Regions from separate parts of the Mus musculus genome. Here region 1 is linked to region 2. Evidence: chromatin loops called from intact Hi-C (ENCODE). Cell type or tissue: left cerebral cortex. All regions are shown on one strand. Each heading gives the region's core, and the rest is flanking DNA. Links, peaks and the distances in the headings are about the cores only.

Region 1 (5,370 bases), core at 130-5,129, 83 kb before region 2:
GTCCCTCTTCTTTGTCCCATGACCTAGGTGTCAGCCCCAGGCTTCTTACAGAACCCCACAGAAACAGCCTGGACTAGAGCCAGAAGTAAGGCAAGGAAGCTTGAAGCTTGCACCCTGGGCTCTATCCTAATAACCAAATAGCATCCAGCCTCTAAAGGGGCACCCCAATGGCAACCAGGAGTGTGGGAGTCCTCACTAGGTGGGCACGCTCCCCTGTATCCAGATGACATGAAAAACCCCAGCCCTACCCCAAGATCAGAGGAGCTGGCAGCAGCAACCCATCCCTGCCTTCAAGGCGCTCTGGTCGGATTTTCCCCTCCTTTCTGGGGCCTCTGCTCTGCTGTGTGGATTTAGACTGCTGGAGTTCTTGGAGTCCCTCACAACTCTGACCGCAGGCCACTCTCAGCTCAGGGCCTCGAGCAGGAGAAGGAGGGCTTTGCCTATTCTGAAAAACTCCCCTCACACACAGCCATGTAGACCACCCTTAATCTCTTCACAAAGAGTAAGTCTCCTACCTCCCAGCCTCAATCCCTCAAAAACATCGTGCTCCCTGGCTCTGGAAACTAGATTCATCACAAAGAGCTGTGGGGCCTCCCGGATTCCCAACTCAGGCCTCCCATCCGTGAGAGCTGCTTGACAGGAAGAGGAATCCAGTTCCCCGACTCACAGCAGTCAGGGGCCCCAGTACCCTAGCTTCCCAGCCAGCCAATCACAGGAGTCTGCCTGCTGCCCTCCTCCCTAGGAGATGGGGCCCAGAGACTCCTCTCAGGGTCAGAGAAGGCTTGGCCAGCCACAGAACAAGGTGGAGGGAGGTGCCAGCTCACCCACCCTCTCCCCCAGACCCTGTGGGAGATGACGTTCAAGCTCCCTTCCAGATCCAAGCAGATCCACCTCCTCCCTAGACTCCTCCGGGGCAGGGCAGAACCCAACCGATTTTTTTTTTTTTTTTTTTTTTTTTTTGCCCCGCCTGGAGGAGCCCAGCCCAAGTTCCCAGCAAGAGGCCCCAAGGAGCCACTTCCCAAACCACAGGAGTGACAGCAGCTCCCCACAGGGTTATGAAAGCCCTTGGTCTGAGTGGGAGGGCCAGGGGACCGGCATCATTATCACATCGGAAGCAGCTGCAGCTCAGCTCCCTGTCTGTCTCGGCTCTGGCCTTTGGCTGAGCAGCAAAGGGAGAAACTCTTCCACGGGCCCAGAGCAGCTGCTCGAGTTTTTCAGAAGGAAGACAAGAAAGGGAGGGTTTAGAAAAGAGCGGTGTCTTCGGGGATAGGAGGGAAAGGGATGAAAACACCTCAGCGCTTCCTTCCAGCGAGCAGGGCCTGGCTTTAATCAGCTCCGGGAGGCTTTTCCATCACAAAGTCCACACGGGGATAAAGGCTCATGCAAGGCAGCCCCCTCCCCCACGTGAAGCACATTCCACTCCGGTGGGGGTGTGCAGACATGCCCTGCTGCTGCCAATAAATAACTCACGGTGGCTGTGTAAACCCAGAGGCAAAGTACTGGTGTATAGACCCGCAATTGGACTTGTTGCTATTGGGGGGGGGGGGGGCGAGTTAGGAGTGGAACCCCACTGCGGCCAGAGGAAAGGGATTCATTTAGTTTTAAGCTTGCAACCGAAGCACCACGACCACACTACAAGGCCTTTGTCCCAAAATACCAGCCAGGGGCGAAGGGAGGGTTGGTGGGTGAGGGAGTGAGCTTGGCTTTTCTTTTACTAGTACATAGGGCGATCGTATGTTTGGTGGAGGGGCGGGGGGGGGGGGGGAGGATTCCGCACGCACCCGCAACTGCCATGGAGCCACAGCCTGGTCCGTATAGATGCAAAGCTTCTCAATAGTCAGGGGCGTGGTTTCGCGCAGCTTGGAGGCCAGCAACAGGCAGACGGTACCTAGAAGCTGCAATTGCGCCTTTCGGGTGGGGACGCAGGACAGGTAGCGATCCAGGTAGTTCATAGCCAGAGGGAAGACATCCTCCTCGCAGCGCTGCTCCTCACACACCTGAGGGAGGGCGCACGAGTCATTGCTAGGGAAGGACCAAGTGAAACACGGCAGCGTGGAGAAGTGGGGGTGGGGGGTGGAGGGAGAGTGGAATGCGAAGCAAAAAATAAACCGAGAAGGGATAAACTTAGAGCGACAAGTATCAATAACCGAGGAGGATGTGCCCTCCCCAAGGTGACCCCCCCACTTCCTCTGCATGGTCTCTTCCCCACCCCGGAGTAGGGGGTGTAAAAGAGAAGCCCATGCTCACGAAGGATTCCAGACTCCCCTCCCCCACGGCGAGCGGAAGGGGGACGGAAGGGTCACCTAGAGAGAATTGGGACCTTACCCTCATTACCGCCACCCACTGCACACACACTCCCAGGGGGAAGGGAGGGAACTCCTGCCGCGGTCTCCCGCACTTTTCATTTCCCTGTGGACCGGAACCGAGCCTGCGCCACCCCCACCCACCAGTTTCCCCCGCCAGAACCCCGCGATAGACACAGGAACCAGTTCTGGGGCTAAGGCGGCCGAGGCCAGGGTTTTCCAAACGCGCCCTCCAGAGAGCACCGGGTGAAGAAGGAAGCAGGAGACACCGAGGAAAGCCACTGGGGAAAGAGTGGCCCTTAGCCCGCTTTCCCGACCCAAAGTGAAGTTTAGTTACAGTGCCAAGTGACTGGAAATCACAGAAGAAGCCGATCAGGATTGGGGAAAGGAAAGGGACAGAACGCAGGCAGCTGCTTAGGGCGCCTGTGTGAAAAGGCCAGGCCCCAGTAGTCTGGGCCGCCAAAGCATCTTGCAGATTGTGGTCGGGATCGCAAAGATCCGACAGGGAAAGTTCAATTTGTCCCAGAGCCGGGGGTGGGGGTGGGGTGAGGAGAGGGGACCCGTTCGGGCCTTACCTCCAGCATCCAGTATGCCAGCATCTTCCGCATGTGCGGCTTGATCTCCTTTTGCACGCACTGGAAGTAGGAGGCTCGCGGCACGTAGCGCTCCTCCAGGCGGAGTAAACTCTGCAGGACACGCTGGTCCCCAAGCAGCCGCGGGTCGGGCCCGGCCCGGGGCGCGTGCCGGGTGCCCTCGCAACACAGCAGCTCCATCCTGCGATGGCTCACGGGTGAGAGCAAGAGTGCGGGTTAGCGAGTCCTAGGAGAAGCGACGCGCGTGAGGGAGAGCGCGGGGTGCGGGCGGGTCTGGCGCTGGCGCTGGCACTGTGCGGAGAAGCCCCAGCCCGCCCGCCACCCGCGCGCACCGCTTCCCTGACAGGCGCCCCGCCCCTCGCGACGATGTAGCAACCGTGGAATGCTCCTACGTCACAACGTTCTAAGGGGCGGGGCCGCAGTCGGAAAGGGCTGGCGGGCGCTATACCCTCCCTCCCTCCCCGCAGCCCCATTGGTCCGCTGGGCTCCGGCCCGCACGCTTCCGGGCCCTCGGGTCCCTTCTGACCAAGAGGGTAGAGAGAACTTTCTGGAAGGGTGCCCTCTTCCCCATCAATGGGCCCCGTCGCGATTCTAGCCACCCAGGAAAGAACTAGGCGCCAAAAGTTATTCCTTCGTGTATACGTCATATTTCATTGCTCTAGGGAATGTGGTCATAACTTTGTACATAGTTGGGTCACTCCTACCCTAAAGTGGCTTCTAGGAATGGCCTCGAGTTGGGCTTTATTTTGCAGACCATGATACTGAGGCACAATAGTAGCTGCAAAGATCTCATTGTTGGTCCGTCGGGAAACTTGACTTAGAATCTCGTCTACTTTAACGAATTGCGCAGATCTGCAGCAGCATCTGGGAGCATGTAGTTTCTGTCCGATTCAATGGCTCAGAGGGTAAACTATCCTGGCATCAAGTCTGGCAACCTGAGTGTGATCCCTGGGACCCACATGATGGAAGAGAAGAGAGCAACTCCCATAAGCTGTCCTCTGACTTCTACACCAAGGCTGTATGTAGCATGTGCGCACACACCTTCATGCACATACACAACGAAAATAAAAAGCAAAAGAAGAAATGCAGTTTCTCAGGTCTGCTGAATGGGACACTGCGTTGCACCAACGGAGGTGTGAGCAGTGTTGGTCAAAATCAGCATATAAAAAGCCATTTGGTGCTGGCTGTGGTGGAGCAAGCCAGTAATCTCAGACCCAGGGAAGTGTTGGCTTAACACCAGGATCCACTATCCACTATACAGACAATTCAAGGCCTGCCTAGAGTCTCTCTCTCTCTCTCTCTCTCTCTCTCCACACACACACACACACACACACACACACACACACACACACACACGGTGGCAGGGGGTGGGCTGCAGATATATCTCAGGTGGTAGAGCTCTTGCTTAGCATGCTCAGAGCCCAGGGCTCAATCCCCAGCACTGCAGAACCCAGAAACGATCAGAAGATTAAGGTCACTGTCTGCTTCCTAATGAGTTCAGGAGCAGCCTGGGCTATATAAGATTTTATCACAAAACCAAGCAAACCAAATGATAATAGCCCATGGAGAATTCCAGGCCAGCCAGACCCATGTCAGATGACTCAAATAACAAGGAAGGAAGGAAGGAAGGAAGGAAGGAAGGAAGGAAGGAAGACAGGCATGACAGAGCACCCCTTTAATCCCAGCACTTTGAAGACAGAGGCAAGCAGATTTCTTTGAGTTCAAAGCCAGCCTAGTCTAAATAAGAGTTCTAGGTCAGGAGGAGCTAATATCATGAGACTATGTCTCAAAAACAAAAATCAAGGGAAAAAAGGATGTAATAAGGAAGGCAGGAAAGAGGAAAGGAGGGAAAGAAAGAAGAAAGCCCACCACTAAGACACTGCTCTCTCTGCTCAGCCCAAGTGAGCCCCAGGAAAGCACAGGACAATATATAAGCAGTGAGATCCATCTACACACTAGTCTACACACTGGACTATGCACTGGTCTACACACTAGTCTACACACTGGTCTACACACTAGTCTTGCGCTGAGCAAGGGGTCAGAATCCACATATGGGGATGGCTTTTCATACAGGAAGGAGGCATGATGGGATTGCTTCAGTCACAGAAGGTCACTGCCCCAGTGGTTTCTCTCCTCGTTGAAACAGTTTGTCTTATTTTATAGCTGACCTCGAATTCTCCAGCTTCGTGCCTCAGTTTCCCAAGTGCTGGGATTACAAATTCGTACCACCATGTTTATACATCAAGCTTTACACTTAACGAATGAGGGAGGGGACACTTTTTGAGACAAGGGTCTTACGGCACCCAGGCTAGCTTTGAATTTAGTATATAACTGAGGCTGGATCTGATCTTCCTGCTTTTACCTCCCAATTGCATGCCTTACCCACACTAACATTCTGTTAGTTTTATGACACGGGTTCTCACTATGTAGCTCTGACATTTATAGACCTGACTCTATGTAGCTCTGACTCTAGG
Region 2 (5,370 bases), core at 208-5,207:
GCCCCGGCCCTGACTTCCTTTCCCAGAACTCAAGAGAGCCCAGGGGAGGGGCAGGGAGGAGCAGCCTGGAGAGAAGGGAGCAGAGATCCGGAGGAGGGTGGGCTGGAGCAGAAAATGCTGGGGCCAGAATCGGGAGGTTCTGGGATTGCCCCAACTTCAAGGACTCTGTCCAACCTTCTCCCCAAAGGCCAAAACTTTCAGGTCTATTTTTACTCTAGAGGAAAAAGGGCTGTGAGGCCAGAGCTCGGGCTGGGTGGTAGAGCATTTGCTGAGCACACACCAAGCCCTGGGATCCATCTGCAGCACCATTTAAACTAGGTCTGGTAGCGCATGCCTTGTAACCTTAGCCCTTGGGAGGGAGAGGGAGGAGGATCAGAAATTCAAGGTCATCCTTGACTGCGGAAGAAGCGTAAGGCTAGCCTGGGCTACGTGAAACCATGTCTTAAACAAAACAAAACCCATGCTGAAGAGAAGTAGCACACATACTTCTAATCTTAGTACCAGGGAGTCGGAGGCAGGCACTATGAGTTCAAGACCAGCCTGGTCTAAAAAAGGGAGTTTCAGGTCAGTCAGAATTGCATAGTAAGGTCTTGTATCAAAAAATAAAAAGTGTGTGTGTTTATATGTGTGTGTGTGAGAGAGAGAGAGATGGAGTCATAGGCGAGATGATGAAGAAAGAAACCAAAACTGGTTTGGGATTAACCCCCATGCCCACCCTAAGGAGTAGAGGCTGGAAAATGACTTCTGCTGTCAAGAAGACAGTAACTATCACTCATCAGAAGCCATGGCCTGCCTGGCCCAGGGCAGGACTTCGTATTATCTCTTAAGTCGAATGCAGGTTAGACTCTTTACCCAGCCATATCCTATGCCTCGTTTCCTCACCTGCAAAGGCAGAATAATGCCTGTCTTGCCTGGGATGTAGCTGAGTGACAGAGTACTTGCCAATATGTACAAAGGCCTAGGTTTGAGCCTCAGCATACACACAGACACACACAGACACACAGACACACAGACACACAGACACACACAGACACACACACACACACACACACACACACACACACACACACGCAAGCGTGTGTGCTTGCTTCATTGGGCTGTGAGGCCATTAAGATGCTCCTTAGCATATAGTAAACATTTAGCTGGTACTAGCCACCATGAGGGAAGGGTCACAGGTGAGGAAACAGACACCAGAAAGGAACCTAGCAAGAACCAAGCCAGGCAGCTTATCCATAGGGACTGCTCTCTGGCCCGACCACCATAGAATGAAAATGGATGGTGAATCCCCATTTGATGCCAAACAGCCCTATCAGTCTGCCAGCTGAGCTGTGTGAAACTTAGCAAGAAGCTTAACTTCTCTGTGCAGCGGCTTCTTGGCCTGTCTCCTATGTCCCTTGAGCTGACGGTGGTTAGGAAAGAATGAATTATTAAGTCTTTGGAAATACTAGCCAGACTCTGTTCCAGGGCTGTTCACTGTGGCCATCTTGCTCACTGTGGGCCGAGTCTGCTGTGTCCTGTAGCCCACTGACCGTAAGGCCTTCTTAGTTCTCTGTCTCTGTCTCTGAAACAAGCTCTTGCCCAGTAGTCCTGGCAGGCCTGAGCTTGCCATGGAGGCCAGGCTGGCTTCAAATTCCCAGAGATCCACCTGCCTCTGCCTTCCTAGTGCTGAGACTAAAGGCCTGCGCCATCAAGCCAAGCAAGCAATAGCCCTTAACGGGTCTGACCGGCTGCAATAAGATCTGGCCCGGATACAGGAAGAACCAGCCCCACCTTCAAAGAGGCATGGCTAAGTCTCTGCTTTCTAACCTCAGGAGAGGCTGCTGGGGAATTTTACCCAACAAGGGAGAACTAATTCTTTCAGAAAGGTGTGGCTTCCGAGGCCCTTAACAGGCAACAATGTAAGTGTTAGACCCTTTGAAAGGTAGGAAGGGTCATTCCAGAGTAGCTTCCCTGAAAATGTGCTGGCGCCTGCTGACACTTGGGTCCCTCGGAGGCAAGGACGACGGAAGGTCAGGAAGAGTTGTGGGAGGGCCCCTGCCTGCGCAAAGGAGCACCTTCTCCCAGCGCTGCACACTTGGGCCAGAGCACATTTTATGGAGATTCTGCCTGGTCCGGTCAGAACAGCTCTCTGTGTAAACAGCTGGGAATGGGGTGGGGACAGAGGTCCCAGGAAACCAGCTGGCGCCTGAAGGACCAGGTGGGGTTCTTCACCCAATCCGGGGGCCCCTGAAGTGACACTCTGGGCTATAGCTCCATCTGGTGGACCAAGTGTGAATACCATGGGCCGGGGCCAGCGGCAGGCCGAGTGATGACGCAAGGGGGCCTCGGTGAGTCACCCAATTTCTAGGCGGAAAGGGGTGGAGTCTTCGCGTTGACACTCTGGCAGAGGCCCTAGGTGCATGCGCTCTAGACTCCTGTAGCTAGGACTCACGTCATTAGGCTGGGATCACACAGCTATTTGTTAGAAAGTTCTTACATTTTTGCCAAGTGGGCGTGGTACTTTCCATGCCTGTAATCCCAGCTCCCAGAAAGAAAAGGCTGGGGTTGCTACAAGTTCAAGGACGGCCAGGTCTGTTTACAATAGTACGGGGGTTGGGGGGAGGCTATATGGCAAGGCTCAAGCAATAATAATAATAATAATAATAATAATTCAAAACGCATAACCAAACAAAAAAAATCCATCTACTCAAGAAAAACGTATGGGTCTGGAAAGCCAGAGAACCAGCTAAAAGCTTGTCCTGCTCTTGCAGATGACCCAAGTTCAGTCCCCACACTGTGTGGCTCACTTCAGGCCCTTGCATTTATGCACACAGACACACAGAGACACATAGTTACAAATAAAATAAACATTTTTGTTTCGTCCTAATGCATCCCAGAACTACCTTAAACATCTAAACGCTTCTTGTATCTCCTTCAATTTCTGGAGTCTAACTTCACTTTTTGATGCTGCCTTGCTTGAAAGCTTTACAGCCTAGGCCCCTTCCAACTTCCAATGATCCTCCTGCCTCAGCTTCCTGAGTGCTGGGACCACAAGCATTCACTACTACTTCCAATACCACTGCATTTATTTATTTTCCTACTTAGCTCTCTTTTGTTTTTGTTTTGGTTTGGTTTGGTTTTGGTTTTTCGAGACAGGGTTTCTCTGTGTAGCCTTGGCTGTCTTAGAACTCACTTTGTAGACCAGGCTGGCCTCGAACTCAGAAATCCACCTGTCTCTGCCTCCCAAGTGCTGGGATTAAAGGCGTGCGCCACCACGCCCGGCTGTTGTTTTGTTTTTTAAAGATTTACTTATTTATTATATGTAAGCACTCTGTAGCTGACTTCAGACACTCCAGAACAGGGTGTCAGATCTCATTACGGATGGTTGTGAGCCACCATGTGGTTGCTGGGATTTGAACTCAGAACCTTTGGAAGAGCAGTCAGTGCTCTTACCCGCTGAGCCATCTCGCCAGCCCTCTCCTTTGCTTTTAAATTAAAACTATTACTTATACGCCCGGCAGTGGTGGCGCACGCCTTTAATCCCAGCACTTGGGACATATTTACTTGCAAAGACTCCCTCTGTGTTCTACCCCAAGCCCTCCCCCTCTCCACACATCACACCGTACCATCCGTATTATATTTTTGTTTTAAAATTGTATGTGTATTGGTGTTTTGTCTCTACCTGGGTCTGTGCACCGTGTGTGTGTGTGTGTGTGTGTGTGTGTGTGCGTGCGTGCGTGCCTGTGCGTGTGTGCGTGCCTGTGCGTGTGTGTATGTGTGTGTGTGTATGTGTGTGTGTGTATGTGTGTGTGTGTGTATGTGTGTGTGTGTATGTGTGTGTGTGTGTGTATGTGTGTGTGTGTGTGCGCGCGTGTGCGTGTGTGCGTGTGCGTGCGTGTGTGTGTGCGTGTGTGTGTGTGTGCGTGCGTGTGTGTGCGTGTGTGTGTCTGGTGCCCAGGAAGGTCAGAAGGAGCAGAGTTACATAGACTTCCTCCTGGTGGGCAGGAAGATAGGGTGAGGGGATGTAGCTAGGTAATACTGGTGGTGAATTCCAAATTCCCAAGATGAAAGGTCTCTTCTTCACTCTCAGGACCTGAGACAAAAGCCTGGCAGCTTAAAACAAAAGTTTTATTGAGTTTCTTCTCCCACTCCCGGACCCCCTGCTGATGGACTTCAAGCCTGGAAGGTTTACAGGCCAATCAACCATCCTATCTTTTTTCAAATTGACCAACCCTAAATTAGGGGAGAAGGACTTTTTGAGAGACTTAAAAAGGCCTCCAGCCTTCAATTTTTTTGTTTCCCAAGTCTGCACTCTGCCTTGCAGGGTCTGTTTCTCTGTGTGTCTGCCGCATGTGTTTCCTCATTCCCAGTACCTGCCCTTCAACCGTTGGTTCTGTCTGCTGCTGTCTGCTTGCAGTCTGAGATTTCCCTCGACACTACCAGCTGCTTCCTACTTCCTAATTCTTAAAGTGGCAGAGCACATAAACCTGATCAAAACTTGTAGACCTTAAGAAAAAGACCTCAGAGCCGGGCGGTGGTGGGGCACTCCTTTAATCCCAGCACCTGGGAGGCAGAGGCAGGCAGATTTCTGAGTTCGAGGCCAGCCTGGTCTACAAAGTGAGTTCCAGGACAGCCAGGGCTACACAGAGAAACCCTGTCTCAAAAAAAAAAAAAAAAAAAAAAAAGGGTCTCAGGGCTGAAGAGAAGGCTCAGTGGTTAAGAGCACTGACTCCTCTTCTGAAGGTCCTGAGTTCAAATCCCAGCAACCACATGGTGGCTCACAACCATCTATAATGAGAGCTAATGCCCTTTTCTGGTGTGACTGGAGATAGCTACAGTGTACTTACATATAACAATAAATAGATCTTTAAAATATATATATTTAAGAAAGAAAGGAAAGAAGGAAGGAAGGAAGGAAGGAAGGAAGGAAAGGGCATCAAATCCCCTGAACTGCAGTGACAAATGGACAACTGTGAGTTGCTGGGAATTGAACCTGGGTCATCTGAAAAAACAGCCTGTGCTTTTCTGGTGTATAGGGTCTCTCTACATAGCCATGGCTGTCTGACTATGTGAACTCTCTCTGGACGCTGGTTTTCAAGATGATAAGCTGGGACAGAGGTGCACGCACATGCGCACCTAGAATTACGGTGAGAAACACTACGGAGCCCCTAAGTGGTTGTTGAAGCCACATGACCCAGAGTTCAAAGGTTTTTAGGGGTGCTTTAGGGAGAAAGTGAGGGGCTGAGACCAGAGAAGACACAGACTCCAGTCTTACTGCAGGAAAGGTGCCCTAGGTCGGCAGCAGGGACAGGGACAAGGACAGGAATTGACAGCTCTTTGAAACGCAGAGGATTTAAACTTTAAAAGTCTGTGGGCAAAATAAACACACCT

The links. A loop is a pair of places that touch in the nucleus more often than their neighbours do. Peaks named below come from ENCODE experiments on the same cell type or tissue, not always from the same donor. Only the 100,000 strongest peaks of a DNase experiment are listed, where the experiment ranks them.
Region 1: it touches region 2 in a loop (6-fold over the local background); 37 of 42 quality-filtered maps call a loop at or near these places.

The regions. Positions count from the first base shown.
Region 1 is chr17:47,591,361-47,596,730 of GRCm38, reverse strand. It overlaps Ccnd3 (cyclin D3), which reads right to left and starts at 3,264. Exons shown (of 5, transcript NM_007632.2): 1 at 2,879-3,264; 2 at 1,782-1,997. The coding sequence starts at 3,076. In left cerebral cortex, for the core only: no CTCF peak of the experiment used is centred there; DNase peaks (open chromatin) are centred at 2,611, 2,633, 2,658, 3,247 and 2 more places; H3K4me3 peaks cover 2,550 bases; H3K27ac peaks cover 1,119 bases.
Region 2 is chr17:47,508,236-47,513,605 of GRCm38, reverse strand. It overlaps a transcript of Ccnd3 not described here. Among named protein-coding and RNA genes, the nearest start is that of Taf8, 8.6 kb to the right of the region's middle. In left cerebral cortex, for the core only: a CTCF peak has its summit at 2,259 (motif pointing left); DNase peaks (open chromatin) are centred at 1,829, 2,320 and 4,386; H3K4me3 peaks cover 737 bases; H3K27ac peaks cover 2,303 bases.